Regions from separate parts of the Homo sapiens genome. Here all the other regions are linked to region 2. A link is a contact called in ENCODE Hi-C or POLR2A ChIA-PET data. All regions are on one chromosome and are shown on one strand. The core of a region is the stretch at or near the end of the contact, and the rest is flanking DNA. Distances in the headings are between cores, read along the strand shown.

Region 1 (3,580 bases), core at 561-3,060, 2.4 Mb after region 2:
GCACCCCAGAAAAGGTGGGGAAACCTCCTGCATCTGCTGTGGGTCCTAGGGGATGGGGGGCAGGTGGGAACAGTAGAATCCTGGCCTGTGGCCTGATTTCTGACCCTGTTCCCTCAACTATCATACCCTTTTCACTTGGGTAGGCTGCTGCAGCTGCTCTCCTCTCTATACTTGCATTTGACAAAGGGTACCACCACAGCAGGCCCTTTCCACCAGGCTGCACGCGGTCACACTTGATACAGATGGGCTTTGGGAGATAAGGCTGTACCAGATTGGTGATCACACACTTGACTGTACATCGTGGCCTCTGGTGGCAATCACTAATGTAAGCTCACATTCCTGAGGCACTCACCAAGTTCCTAGCACTGTACTGAGAGCTCTATGTGGACTTGCATGTACATCTTCTTACCTATAGCATGGAGGTGCTGCTATTGGGCAGCTGGTGAAACTAAAGCCCACAGAAGTAGTTTCCTAATTAAGTAACTGCTAGTCACAAGGTAGAGCCCTCCTTTAATCCTATGCTTCCAGACTCCAAACCTGTGCACTTAACTGTTACTCCGTAAGAAAAGGTTTGGGTCTGATTCCTCTTCTAGGTTATAAATACTAGGGAGCTTCCTCTTTGAGAAGCCTCCTACCCCATCTCCTTACTGTACCTAGCAAAGTGTCTGTCATACGATTAGCACTCAATAAAAGTTTTAAATGTGAATGAGAATGGTAAAAACAGAATACTTAGTAGGCTAACACTAGGATATTCTTCTGATTGCACTTTTTTGTTAAGTTGGTCACTTAAGACTAAGGTAAAGCTTCTGTGCTTTTTGATATAGATGCTGATGGAGGGACTGGATCTGGTAGATACATAGCAATCTAATCATGGCCCAAAGCCTCCAATATAGTATACACATGCATCCTAACTTACAATGATCAACAATGAAAGAATTAATTACACTGTGCTAGCAGCCATGGATATCACATTGCATAAGAGATAGTTCCCTCCCTTAGAGATAAGAGGCAGACGTTTAAACTGTCAGTTGCGATGGCTTGTGACTCTCATGAGGTCTGCGTAGGGGTCAGCACGGTCACAAAACCTGTGGAGGAGGAGGTGGTTAGGAAGGAAAATCCACCGAGATGAAGCTGTACTGGATACAAAATCACACGTTCCTGGGCTTTGGCAGGGAGCTTGCCCACTGCACTTCCTGCCTCGAGGCTATGGCTGGGGTGGGATTCTGGCCCTTGTAGGCGGCCTGGGTCCAGTCTCCGCCATGCACTCACTAACTCCATTACTGCTAATGGGATGTCATCAGCGAAGCGAGTGGTGGCGGCAGGTGGAGTCCCGCCCCAAGACCCCCGGGCGGCATCCCCATCGCCGCGCTCCAGCACTCTTCGCCACCTCGTAATTTTCTTCTGTTTCTGTATGATCAGGTCTGTCCTTCGCTTTTGCTTTCCATTACTTCGTCCTAGCCCTGGCCTGAATCCCACAACTGGCGCCCCACCTTGTGCACCCGCACCCGCCCTCAATACCGGCGGGCAGCTCCTCCACTGCCGCAGGGTTACCAGCTGCGTGTCCGAGGGGCAGAGAGAGAAACAGAGGGGGACGGGGCAGGCGCGCTGGGCCCGCCCCCCCGTGCCTGGGGCAGCTTCTCATTGGTGAAACCTCCTCCCCGGCCGCCCGCTGCTTGGAAAATCAGCCTCGGATTGGCTGACAGCCCCCCGACGGGCGTGGCTTCCGAGGAGAGGGCAAGAACGGAAGCGAGGGCGCGCTCTCGAGAGGAGGGGTTGCCTAGGCGACGCCGGAGGCGCGCTCGGGGGGTGGGAAAGCGAGCCCGGCAGCTCAATGACAAATCGGTGGAGGACGGCTGGGGTCCGGCCCCGGGAGGGGGCGGGGCGCGTTTAAGAGCTGCGGGCCGGGTGCGGACGGCGGAGGCGGCGGGACTGGTCCCTGGTAAGGGCGCGGCGCCCGCGGGCCCCGGGCGGGGTGGGGCGCGGGCTGGGGAGTGGGGTACGCCGCACGCCCGCAGCCTCTTGCTCCCTCCGTGCCGGGCTGTGGCCGGGCGGCGGCAGGACATGTCGCGCCCCGAGGCCGGCGGAGGGCGACGCCCCGGCAGCGGCCCCGCTCCGCTCCGGGAGGACTCCCTGGGGGAGTCTCGGCTTCCTGGGCTGCCTGGGGCTGAGGAAGTGGGGGCGGCCTCCGCCTCTCCCTTGTAGCCGCGGTTCCTTCCCTATCCCGCAGATGGCTCTGCTTCCACTTCCTGCCGCGGGCCTCCCGCTCGGGACCGTCCACTTCCTCAGTCCTCCGGCCGCGGCTTGGGCAGGGTCAGGGCTGGGAAGTGTTGCAAAAACTTAACTGCCCTCGGAACTTGCACGCGCCGTGAACTGGGCGGTGTTCCTAAAGGGCTTCGGTTTGCTGGTTTTGTTTTGGTCCTGTCTTGCAAATGAGCATAAAGTTGTTTCTCCCCCAGCCTCCTCCCCTTTCCTTTCTGATAGGGGCCAGCGGCGAAGGGGCTTCTAAGGGGAAGCGCCTGGACTGGGCATCGCCGTCCCGGTTCTTGCCGCCTGTGGGAGTGTGAGGTTAACCGTGCTCGGTGCAGGGTTGCGGGGCGCGGAGCTTGCTGCGTCCACACTGCTTGTGTGAGCAGTGTCCTCTCTGTGCTCATTTCCAACGAGAAACGTTGGAACTTTGGTGTTCTTATCAGGTGAGTCTTCGGGAGAGAAGTGCTTGTGCCTGGCGGACTGAATGAATTGGCCGTGGAAGAGACTTGGCTGATTGCTCATCTGGGTTACCTGTGACTCATCTTCAGCCCTTGTAGAACAGTGCACTTTCTGCTCTGTCCTGGTTTCCTAACCTCATTTCTTCTGAAGTTTTGGGGATGGATGGTGGGCATGGAGTATCAGAGGGGATAGTGAATCTTTTAGAGGTGTCAATGACTGATGTTCCAAGCAGAGCCATAAGATTGTTGGATGTCAAAGCTCAGAACCGGTCAAGGCTCAGAATGCTCCTTAAACCTGGAGCAATAGAAGCACAGTATCGAAGTTCCCAGAAATGGGCCGACCATGAAAGGTAGCACTGCATATTGGGAAAAACAGGAGGGGTGAGTTTGAAGACCTGGGTTTGATGCAGGTTCTGAGAGTTTACCGGTGTTGTGATGTGGAGCACGATCTTTCCCCCTCTGAGCTCCAGAGTCAGCAACTGTAGAAGGGTGATGATAGTTATCCTAATTGTTAGGATTAAACGAAATAGGAGCGGGGGAGAAGAAGGCCAGGGAGACATATCCTTTGTGCGTGGCTTTAGTTGTCAGCCGGTCTGCTTTATTCTGACCACATCTGGGGCTTTCCTTCCTTGCCCATTCACATTGCTTCCCATTGGAAACAGCACTCTTATCGGAGATCTCAGCCAGATTTCCCTCTGCCCGAGGAATAGAACATTTTCCCAGGATTGTGTGTGGAAAATAGTGTAAGTTATTAGATATCTTTTGGGAACTTGGGACCTAGACCATAAGGATAAACAGGATTTAGAGTCTTCCACGGCATATGAAGAGATTTTGGTAGAAGATGAGGGTAGAAAAGTTCTAAATTCTTGCCTTGA
Region 2 (3,767 bases), core at 277-2,776:
GACCCAAAACTCACACATGTAATCAGGTAAATATATATGTATGTACATAGAGCTATAGAAATAGATACATATGTGTATATGCATATATATACTGATATATGCATAAATTTAAACTGGCATATATATTTACACTGAGATAAATGTTTGCGTGTGTGTGTGCGCTCTTACATTTCTGAATCATTCTTCAGCCTGCCTGATCATTAACAAATTAATCTAAGCACATTATTATTTGTTTGTCTTAGTTTTCCAGTCCAATCCAATGTGATTTCGAAGTCAATTCCTTCACATTCTGTTTAAACTCCCTCCCAAGTTTTCTCCCTCTCTGTTCCTCACTATGATCAGGTCTAATCTCCAGGGTCTCATGTTCTGCCCCTCCAAGTAAACAAATTAATCCAGGTTTCATGGACTCTTCCAGTTGTTCAGCTCAAATTGATTACTGTTAAGGGGAATTTGAGGGCATTGGGCCAATTTTTAAAGACAAATATGAATTTTTATGGAAATCTCCAAGTATTTTAATGTTGATAACAATTTTTTTAAAAATTAAATACTATATGCATACCCCTGTCTTCCTCCCCATCCCAAAAAAGAGATGACTATTAGCTAGCCACATTGCAATTTCTGTCCTGGACTGCTGAAGGGTCCTTGGGTATACTTAAGGAATATATAAACCTCTTTTTCAAACTGCAGTCAACCTATTATTAATGTAGTAAAGTTAATTTAAATTCATAGGAATCAGTATTTTTAGTAAGCTAAAAAGAATAATTTAGGATGGAATGAATGGAATTGAAGGAAAAAGAGTGAAAAGCAAGAATATTATTTTGAGAAATGTTATATTTATGTGTGTATGTGTACCAAGTGACACAGAAATTGTATTTCTGAGGAGAGTGGCCAAACAAGTTTGGAAATGCATATATATAATTTAGTTCTATTCAGTTTCCCAAATACAGTTGTCCCTCAGTATCCACAAGGGATTGAGTCCAGGACCCTCTATGGGTACCAATATCTTAGGATACTCAAAACCCTTATATACAATAGTGTAATATTTGCATTTATTTTACACACAACATCCTGTATACTTTAAATCATTTCTAAATGACTTATAATACCTTATACAACCTAAATGCTATGAAAGTAGTTATCACACTGTATTATTTTTAATTGTTTTTTTTTTAATGTTTTCAATGGGGGAGTTGGTTGAATCCACAGACAGGGAATTCAGGTACAGGGAGGGCCAACTCTAGTTCTGCACCCACAGAGGATAGGAACATAAAAATGCGGACTCCCTAAGGCCTCCTTCCCCTCCACGTTCTTTCTTCAGTCTTCCTCTAGGGGGAGCTCAAGTTAGCTTTAGCACAGTGTGAAGCCAGTGCAGCGTCTCGCTTCCACTTCTCCAGGGGGCGCTGCAAAGATTTTGGTCGCCAAAGATATCACGGTGCGCGCGTCTGGAAGCATTTCCGCTCTGGAGCATTTTCGTTCCGCCGGGTGCCAGCGTTCCTGTGACGCGTTTCCTGTTGGCCGAGCTGCGCACGTGCGGCCGGAAGGGAAGTAACGTCAGCCTGAGAACTGAGTAGCTGTACTGTGTGGCGCCTTATTCTAGGCACTTGTTGGGCAGAATGTCACACCTGCCGATGAAACTCCTGCGTAAGAAGATCGAGAAGCGGAACCTCAAATTGCGGCAGCGGAACCTAAAGTTTCAGGGTGAGATGCGTTGACTCGCGGTGGCTCAGAAGACCCACGCGCGAGCCCTGGCGCGTTCGGGCGGCCGGGGGCCCAGCTGCTCTGTGTGACGGAGGCAGCTTCCCCTGCAGCGTGTGTGATTGGGGAGAGTGAAAAGGCAGCTTCCACTCGGGACCCGCGCTGCTGCCCACTCGTCGCGTGGCTCCAGCGCTGCTCCTGACCTTTCTGAGCAATCAGTGTCTTCTTACAACGTTAGAGCGGGAGGACTCCCCGTTCACTTCTAGGCTTACGACTAACCCTGCCTTTTGCATTTCCACCTTAGCTTTTGGTTCCCTCACCACCTGCAAGTCGCACCTCACCTCATCCCTCATTTCCGGTTATGCTGCATGAAACGTCTCATTTCCACCCACTTTTCACATCTATTTAATTCCCGTATTTCTTTCCCCAAAAGCCCGTCTGGCTGTTTCCACAGAGCTTCTTTGATACTATTGCCTTCCTCTACCCACTTCCACACGTTCTCGTAGCACTTTCTCACCAGAGCTTCTACGTATTTGTGTCCCGCACAGTGACCTAAATGAAAAGGATTTTATCTGAATGTCACCTTTCTTACCTACCTCATTTGCAGTCCCAGTGTCCTGACAGTGGGGCCACAGATCTTGAAGTAATTGTGTTAACCTGTTGTCCAGGTTAAGATACAAACTCCCCGAGGGAAAGTTTGGAGGCACAGTGCCTTGCCCCAGTTGGTTTTCAACAGACATTAATTGAAAAAAAATTCTGCAGGAGGCAATAGGTTTGTGAATTTTAGGAATATGTTTTGAAATACTCTTGTATTTCTAATTCCTATAGAATAATACTACAGCATTACTACTTTTCAGCGCATATGTAAGTAAATTTGAACAAAAGATGGTGTTTTATCTTTTTCAGTAAACAAACAGGGAACCTTTGGTAAGGACATTCTCAGGTACAGTCATGCATCGCATAACAGGAGGGGGGATACATTGTGAGAAATGTGTCATTAGGGGCTTTTGTCGTTTTGCGAACTTTATCTAGTTACACAAACCTAAATCTACTACACACCCAGGCTACATGATATAGCCTGTTGCTCGTAAGCTGTCATCCTGTACAGCATGTTACTGTACTATACTCAGAGAATTGTAACACAATGGTAAGTGTATGTATGGCTAAATATATCTAAACATAGAAAAGGTACAGTAAAAAGACTATGACATGAGAGATTTAGAAAATGGTACCTCTGTATACAGTACTTACCATGAATGGAGTTTGCAGGACTGGAAGTTACCCTGAGCGAGTCAGTGAGCGGTGAGTGAATGTGAAGGCCTAGAACATTACTGTACACTATAGACTTTATAAACACTGTACACTTGGGCTACACTGTTGAGTTTTTTAATACTTTTATTCTTAAATTAACCTTAGCCTGCTGTAACTTTTACATTATAAACTTGTTAAATTTTAACCTTTTGACTTTAATAACACTTAGCTTACAACACAAGCACATTGTACATACAGCTGTACAAAAAGTTTCCTTTTGTCCTTATTCTATGTGATTTTTATTTTATTTTTTTTTCTTTTTAAGCTTTTTGTTAAAAATGTAAAGACACAGACACATTCAGTTTCACTGTCTTCCGCTTCCACATCTTGTCCCACTGGAAGATCTTCAGGGGCAACAATAGGCATGGAGCTGTCATCTCCTATGATAACAGTGCCTTCTAAAATACCTCTCTCCCTGAGGCTCTTTTACAGTCGACTCATTTTTTTTTAATAAGTAAAAGGAGTAAACTCTAAAATGATGATCAAAAGTATAGTAAACACATAAACAAGTAACATAGTTTATTATCACGTATTATGTATTGTACATAATTATGTGTGCTGTACTTTATACGACTGGCATTACAGTAGATTTGTTTATACTAGCATCACTACAAACATGAGTAATATGTTGCACTACGACATTGCAGTTACTGATGGCACTAGGTGATAGGAATTTTTTAGCTCCGTTATAATCTTATGGAGCCACTGTATATGTTGTCCTTAATTCACAGAAATGTCATTGTGCACGCATTACTGTATTT
Region 3 (3,536 bases), core at 377-2,876, 2.4 Mb after region 2:
TCCATCTATGATGCATACTGATGAGGCGGTGATCTCAAACACGGCGTGAGACGAGTGTTTGAAGCCTGTTTCCATTTCCAGGTTTGGGATGAATGAACAAGAGGCGAAGGCCAAGTGGAGTCTGTGTGTGCCTGGGTCCTCTCTAGGAGTTTAATCTGGCATATCAATATTTAACTTGGGAGGGGGGGGAACGTATTTCCCAGGGCTCTGGGTTATAACTACTCTGGCCTTCTTTCCAAATATTGGAGCAATTTTCGGAGCTTCTGGAACTGATGTTTCTTCAGCATCTTCACTATCTTCGTGATGGAGATCATATGAAATGTTCCCATATTCTCTTAAAAATGGGAAAATTTCAAGCAGAAACTGACAGAAGTCTCTGCGAATGCCAAACCACCAATGATTGCCCCCCTTTCGCCTAAATGTTGTGGCCATTAAAGTTAGTAAGGAAAGCCAAAGGGGGACAAATATGGAGACGTAGGAGAATGTATTGTGGCCATCCAATCTGTGAACCAGCAGGACCTCAAAAGTGAGCAGAGGCACGACAATCGTTATCCAACTGATAGCCATGGTCACGTGTGTTCTCCGCTGCTCGGCAACCACATCCAGGGACCGCAGGAACAGGAGGGACCAGACGATGTAATAGAGGACGACCAGGCAAAGGAACGACATGAGGATCCACAGGGGCACAAACACCACCAGCCACGGCCAGTGAATAATCCTGTCCAGCTTTAGGGCGATGAAGATGAACTGCAGGATGTTGACCGAGCACAGGATCTCCAGCTCCAGCGACCTATCGTGTCGAAAGCCCCAGACGCAGGCAGCCACGGACACGGGGGACACGAAGAAGAGAGGCATGAAGACCAGCAGCCAGAAGTGGGTGCCCCTCTCCACCCTGTCGCAGACCAGGACTTCGAACATGAGCAGCAGCAGGTGGATGCCCACAGCGATCAGCATGGCTTTGAACTCCACACAGGCCTCTCCCTCGGTGCGGTAGCGAGGGTTGCGGGCCCAAACGCCCGCGCCCACGGAGGCGCCTGCGACGACTAGAAGCTTCCACAGCCATATGGGGGCAAAGACGGCCCAGTAGCTCCATTGGATGATGCCGTCCAGGCGGAGGGGCAGCAGCACCGAGAAGAGCAGCAGGCAGGTGTAGATGAGAAACTTACTGGGGTTGAAGTCCTGGAACAGGCCCCTGGGGTTCATGGCGGAGGCCGCCGCTTGCCTGCCCGGGCCTGCTCCCTCGCGACGCTCGGCGCTCGCGTCTCCGCGGCTTCTCCGGCCGCCGCCTCCCGGGCCCCGCCCAAGCCGGCTCCGCGTGGACGAATGCCGGGACGACCAGGAGGAGGTTCGGAGCGGCGAAGCGGAGAGGCCGGAACACGTGCACGCGCGGTCACGTGGCCCGGCCGGAAGCGCGCTGGGGTGTGGCGCGCGCGGGCACGGGCGGCGCGGCGGTTACAAACTGGGCGCTGCCTCGGTCCCGCCGCCGCCCGCGTTCACTCCGTACCCATCAAGAAGGCACCTAATGCGTGTGGGGCCCGAAGGGGCCTGGCGCGCTGCTGACTCCCCAAGCGGCCCGCGACCTTGGGCGGACGCTTCCAGGCGACTCCGGGAACATGGAGGCGGGAGTGAGCTCACATCCTCCCTGCCGGCCGGGGCGGGCCCTGCGGGGGCGGGGCCGGGTGGAGAGGGCGGGGCCTGGGCGTTGGCACCCTACCCATCTCTGCCGGGATCCTCGCCTCCCCGCGCTCGCCGCGGCTTCCCGGGAACCCGCCCGGGGCTAGAGCGCCCGCGGTGAGGCTCCAGCACCCCGCGCGCGCGAGCAGAGGCGGTGGCCGGGCTAGTGCGGGAGTTTGCGAGCGAGGGAGCGGGTGCCGGTAACTGAACGGATGCAAGGCGATGTGCATGAGCGCAGACCTGTGGGGGCCGGCGGCGGGTGTATCCCTGGCTCAAAGGAAAAGGCCCGCGCGTAGACTCAGGGCACGAGGTGGGGGGGCCTTACCTGGGATGAAGACTCGCGGGGCAGAACTCCGCCTGGTGGAGCAACGGACGTTTCTCAGGCTGCCTGCGAAGTGGCTGTGCAGAGATCCCAGGCGGCAGCGGCGCTCTTGTACCTGTCCCTCTCACTCCAGAGTGGAAGGTGCTGGTGAGGGTGTTAGACCCCACTCGGGAGGAAACTGGATCCAGACCAGGGTTGGGGGTTGCTTTCTGCCCCAGGTCACCCGGCAGGTTAACAGAGAATCGCGTCGCAGATACAGGGCTCCTACCTTCAAGTGTCTAGTCCTCATTTTGACTTATTTGGCCCTGTCTCTGTGTTATTCTCGCAAAACCATGTTTTCCTTTTCCTTTGGAAAAGGGTACTGGACCAGAGGTCAAGAGATTTGGGTTCTTGTCCAGGCCGTGCCACCCATCAGCTGAGAAACCTAGGCAAATTCACCTCTTTCTCTCTGGGCCTCAGTTTCCTGGTCTATGAAGTTGGGGGACAGACCTGGGTGGTGTCTAAGGGCAAGGCTGCAGCGGGTCTGTGATTTGGAGCACCCCTTTCGCCCTCTGGCCATCTGGGCAGACCCTGGAGGATTTCTGTCTTCCCCGCTGTCCCACTGCTCAGCAGAGCCCTGGCTGCCCTCACCAGTCTCTCCTAGTCCTCTTTTCCTGAAGTGGCTGTGGGATGTTGTCACGCAGGTCCTGGGCTCTGAAGTGGGACAGGCCATCAGAGGAACGCATGGCCTGTCAGGGCCTCCGCGGAGTGGCCCTCCCGCACCCTCACAGCACTGCCCCAGGCGGGCATGAGCAGGGTGTCCAGGTGTCGGGCGGACAGTCCCAGCCCCCGAGGCGCTCTCCACAACTTCACTTCAGCCACAGGCAATCTGTGGCCCTGGGGAAGGGAGTCCAGCTGAGTGAGCTTCACCAGTCCTCAGGCTCAGCCCTTAAGGCTGACTTCATAGATGTGTCTTCAGGGCCTCTTGTTTCTGGAGAGCCTTATCTCCCTCCATTCCTCCCCTAAACAGAGTTGCTCCAATCTGTCTGTTTTACACATTGGTCTTTTTTGTACTCTTTTCTCCCAAGAAGGATTTGTCAACTAAAAATTTGTAAAAGTGGAAAACCCCCTCACCAATCCAACCTCTTCATCTGTGAAATGGGCTTGGAAAAGCACACAGGATTGTTTTGAGGATTAGATGAATCAATACATGGAACTTTGCACTTTGCATTTAGAGACCTGCAAGTAATTGATTTGACCCCACTAGGAAAGCAGAGCCCGTGGAGGGGAGGCGCTGCCAGGAGCGCCCCCACCCTCCGGGAGCTGGTGGCAGAGTCAGGTCCTCTGGACCCTGCGAGAACAGTCAGAAGTCCTTCCCAATCACCTATGTAGTCAGATGAACTCAGGGCCTCTGCTGCCATCTTTGTGGCAAAGACAGAGCTCGGAGCTTATTTTCCCACCTTGAGCTCCTCATTCAGAACAAGTGCACCCTCTCCATCCAAGAAGCGGGTATCAAGGTGTCCTGTCACAGTGCAACAGTGGCTCTGCTGCACAGCTCCTG
Region 4 (3,688 bases), core at 386-2,885, 2.2 Mb after region 2:
AGCCACCCCAGCGGAGATGCCACACAGACCAGTGAAACCACCTTGGCAGCTCCAGCACCTGTTGAGCTGCCCAGCCAACACCACATGGGGCAGAGATGAGCTGCCAAGCCTGTCTACTACGTTTTGGGGTGGTGGAGGAGTGGGCAGTGCCAAATCCCGAGAAGAAGCTCAATGAGTATTTGTCTCTTTTCATTTCAGCAAGCAGAGGGTCCTCAAGGTAACACCTTCCAGTGGCTCCCCCACCTCTCTCAGAGCTCTAGCCAGGGCCCACAAGGCCCTACATCTTACCCCTTTCCTCTCTGACTGTCACCTCCTCTTCCTCTTGCTTCCTCACTTCTAGCCACACTGGACTTCCTTGAAAAGACAGACCTGTCCCCTTGCAGGGCCTTTTGCCCTTGCTGTTCCCTTCGGTTCTCCCCAGATGGCCACAGGGTTCCTCCCACACCTCCTCTAGGTCTTCATTCAAATGCTACCTTTTTTTTTTTTTTTGAGACTGAGTCTGGCTTTGTCGCCAGGCTGGAGTGCAGTGGCGTGATCTGGGCTCACTGCAACTTCCGCCTCCCGGGTTCGAGCGATTCCCCTGCCTCAGCCTCCTGAGTAGCTGGGACTACAGTCGGACGCCACCAGGCTCAGCTAATTTTTGTATTTTTAGTGGAGACGGAGTTTCACAGTGTTGGCCAGGCTGGTCTCGATCTCCTGACCTCGTGATCCGCCCGCCTCGGCCTCCCAAAGTGTTGGGATTACAGGAGTGAGCCACCGCGCCCAGCCAAATGCCACCTTCTTATTGTGACCTGCTATGTAAAATCGCAAACCCTCACTGCCTGTGGTTATTCCCTACTTGTACTTTTCTTTTTAGCATTTACCAATGTCTGACAGTATTTAATTTCACTAATTTATCTCGTTTATTTTATGTCTCGTTTATATTCCTGCTATAACGTAAACTCCGGGAAGGATTTTTGTCTGTCTTGGTTGTCTGTCGTATCTCGTGTCTAGAACACAGAACTCACAGTAAGTAGGCACTTCAATCAATTACCTGTAGAATGAACGGACTGAATGTCACCTTGTTAGAGTACCCTCCTGACCACACTCTGCTAAGCAGTAATCTTTTATTTCTCTTTCCCAGTTTTATTTTTCCTCATTTACACTTAATCACCTTGTGACACCTATTTGTTTACTGTTTCCCCAGTAGAGTGAAAGTCACTTTAACAGCAGAGATTTAAATGTATTTTAATCCCTACAAAGGAGAAAAAGGGAGGAAATACGTGACAGGCTCTCAATAAGTATTTGCGAAGGATTTAATCTCTTGAACGAATGGATGAATGAATCTAGCAGCCAGCTCCACCAGCCTCCTTCGTGATAGGACTAACTGGGGTCTGTCTGCGGACGGGCGCCTCCTCCGCGGGCGGAGGGCCGCAGCGGGAACTGGGTTTCGGCAGCGCCCCTTTAAACCAGCCGCGGACGCCCGGCTGCTGGCGCTAGTTCCAGCCCGGCCGGGCCCGGCCTCGCCGGTTTCTCTCCAGTCGCCGCGCCGGCCAATTTCCGGGGCGGTGTCATCGCCCGTTTAAGAGCGGAGCGCTCCGCCCTGGGGGCGGAGCTGGGAGGGAGCTTTAAGGGGTGGACGGGCGGGAGGTCGGGGTCCTCCGGGGATTAGAGCCGGTGGGCTCGTTGTGGGCGCCATTTCTCGGCGTCTACCGAGGAGCCGCCCCTTTCTCAGCCTTGCTCGGCTCTTCCCCGCTCTGGTCGCCGGGGCTGCGCCGTCCCCAGCTCAGGTAAGCGCGAGGCCCGGCGGCGGCGCCGCAGTACAGTCCGCTGCGCTCCTAGCCGAGTGGACCCTTCCTCGCCCGCGCCTGCGGTAGCGGCCTTGTCCCCGGGGAGGCGGGCGGGGGCCGCACCCAGACCCTAGGGCGGCCGGCCCCTCTCTCGTCGGGCCGGCAGGGCATTAATCCCGCCGGAGGGAGGGGCGGCGGCGGCCAATGAGGCAGGGCCGCCGAGTTTCGGTCGATACCGCGCGACGGGCCGGGGCGGAGGGCCCGGGGCAGCCGGGTTAATGTTTGCCGAGCGGACGCGCTCCCCGAGCCGCGGGTACCCCTCGCTGGTCCGCTGGGCTGCCGTCCAGCGGGAGAGACAAAAGTCGCAAGGGAAGGGGAAAAACGAACTGAGTTTGTGTCACTGTCTTGGTGGACTTTTCGAGCTAACCTGTATTTGAGAAAAACTTCAGTCTCTTGGGAAAGGAGAGGCAGGTGTGTTCCCATGAAAGACGAGGTCTGAAGGTCCCGCCCCGCCCCCACCCGGGACGGTTGTCGTGCTAATGATGGGTTCTTTGGTGTGTAAATGTTAATTGTGTCTGTGGTTACTCGAATTCTACCTAAGAGCGAGACCCAACTCTTAAAACGTTTGGCAATATTTTAGACTAATATTAAAAGTTTTTAAAGAATTACGGGGAAAATTCCCATAACCGTGTACATTTGTAATGTAACCCACAACTGCATTAACTCAGTTTCTAACATAACCCGTTGCTGAGCTCTAGTTAACCTTGTTGGATTATTTGTGCATGTAATATGCTGTGCAGGCTTTAGAAAATAGGTTAACATTATTCGAAAACGATATGCGTAACTGCTGTTGAATTACTCGCTTGCATTTTCTTTATTGGGAATACTGGGACAAAATATAGTGTTACCTTAAATGGCATTTGCTGTATGTTATATTGCTTTATCAAAAAGCAATTAACCAACCATATTGTGGCCACCAGTCATGTAAGAGTATACATATTTCATGACTAACTTTTGGGTTTTGGGTACTTTTTTTAACCAACTTCTGATAGGATTGCTTAAATTTGCATTTTATGATTCTAAAGGAAATCCTTCTAGTTAGGAACTAGAGTAGAAACTACTGTTTTTTGGAAGCCACATAAACCTACCATCCAAAAATTCCACTGTGTCATTCTAGTGTGTCAGGCGAGATGCGGGTTAAGCCAGCTGTTGGGCCAAAGTAGTGAACAAGCCAGACGAAGTCTTTGTCCTTGTGTGTGAGTGGGGGAAGTAGTCAGTAAAAAAGATAATAATTAACAGATATTTAATTACAATTTCTTTGTTATAAAGAAAAGGCTAAGAGTACTGAAAGAGATGTCGAATTTAGACTCACAAGTCTGAGATTGCTTTTCTGAGAATAAGACATTTCAACTATAAGTCTGAAGTTAGTCCAGTGAAATGGGAGCGGGTGGAAGAGAGGTCAACTGGAAAAAGAGCAATCCAGAAAGGTGGAACAGCTAATGAAAAATGGTCCAGAATTAAAAAGACTCTCCGGCCGAGCAGCAAGAGTACAAGAGCAGAGCAAACAGAGGGGAGTAGGCTGACAGATGGGTCAGGCAAGTAGGAGGAGCTGCATCTAGGACCAGGGCCATTAAAGATTTTAGAACAGGGATCAGATTTGTGGTTGCCAAAAATCCAGTGGCTGCAACATGAAGAGCGCAATTGGAAGAGTGCAGGTGGGAGGGGAAAAGTGAGTATGAGAAAACTTTTTTCACAATCATTAAAAAAAAAAAAAACCCACAACTTTTAGTGATCCATTCATATTATTTTTTTTTTCCATTAAAAAAAATTAGGCCAGGCGCAGTGGCTCACGCCTGTAATCCCAGCACTTTGGGAGGCCGAGGCGGGCGGATCACGAGGTCAGGAGATGGAGACTATCC

What was found. A loop is a pair of places that touch in the nucleus more often than their neighbours do. ChIA-PET counts read pairs that join two places held with the same protein, here RNA polymerase II (POLR2A). Pooled maps may share reads with other maps.
Region 1: a map of CD8-positive, alpha-beta T cell shows a loop between it and region 2 (10-fold over the local background). The contact joins the promoter of RALB here to the promoter of DDX18 in region 2. A Hi-C loop is called at or near these places in 3 of 168 maps with a recorded cell type or tissue (CD4-positive, alpha-beta memory T cell, CD8-positive, alpha-beta T cell and naive thymus-derived CD4-positive, alpha-beta T cell) and 12 of 50 pooled maps.
Region 3: a pooled map shows a loop between it and region 2 (7-fold over the local background). The contact joins the promoter of TMEM185B here to the promoter of DDX18 in region 2. A Hi-C loop is called at or near these places in 1 of 168 maps with a recorded cell type or tissue (CD8-positive, alpha-beta T cell) and 6 of 50 pooled maps. POLR2A ChIA-PET finds 5 or more read pairs at or near these places in 1 of 52 experiments (GM10248).
Region 4: a loop to region 2 is called in a map of CD8-positive, alpha-beta T cell, with 27 times the contacts of the local background. The contact joins the promoter of EPB41L5 here to the promoter of DDX18 in region 2. A Hi-C loop is called at or near these places in 2 of 168 maps with a recorded cell type or tissue (CD8-positive, alpha-beta T cell and ascending aorta) and 9 of 50 pooled maps.

Annotation. Positions count from the first base shown.
Region 1 is chr2:120,251,042-120,254,621 of GRCh38, forward strand. RALB (RAS like proto-oncogene B) reads left to right here and starts at 1,811. Exons shown (of 5, transcript NM_002881.3): 1 at 1,811-1,939. RefSeq lists a silencer at 1,504-2,093 and an enhancer at 2,594-2,863.
Region 2 is chr2:117,813,165-117,816,931 of GRCh38, forward strand. DDX18 (DEAD-box helicase 18) reads left to right here and starts at 1,527. Exons shown (of 14, transcript NM_006773.4): 1 at 1,527-1,698. The coding sequence starts at 1,614. RefSeq lists enhancers at 1,289-1,583, 1,311-1,848, 1,394-1,523, 1,654-1,703, 1,724-1,773 and 1 more.
Region 3 is chr2:120,221,774-120,225,309 of GRCh38, forward strand. TMEM185B (transmembrane protein 185B) reads right to left here and starts at 1,627. Exons shown (of 1, transcript NM_024121.3): 1 at 1-1,627. The coding sequence starts at 1,203. The coding sequence ends at 151. RefSeq lists silencers at 1,226-1,425, 1,576-1,945, 1,665-1,825 and an enhancer at 1,920-2,583.
Region 4 is chr2:120,011,442-120,015,129 of GRCh38, forward strand. It overlaps EPB41L5 (erythrocyte membrane protein band 4.1 like 5), which reads left to right and starts at 1,636. Exons shown (of 25, transcript NM_020909.4): 1 at 1,636-1,769. It overlaps LOC107985817 (a long non-coding RNA gene), which reads left to right. Exons shown (of 4, transcript XR_001739205.2): 3 at 199-217; 4 at 952-1,263. RefSeq lists a silencer at 1,812-1,981.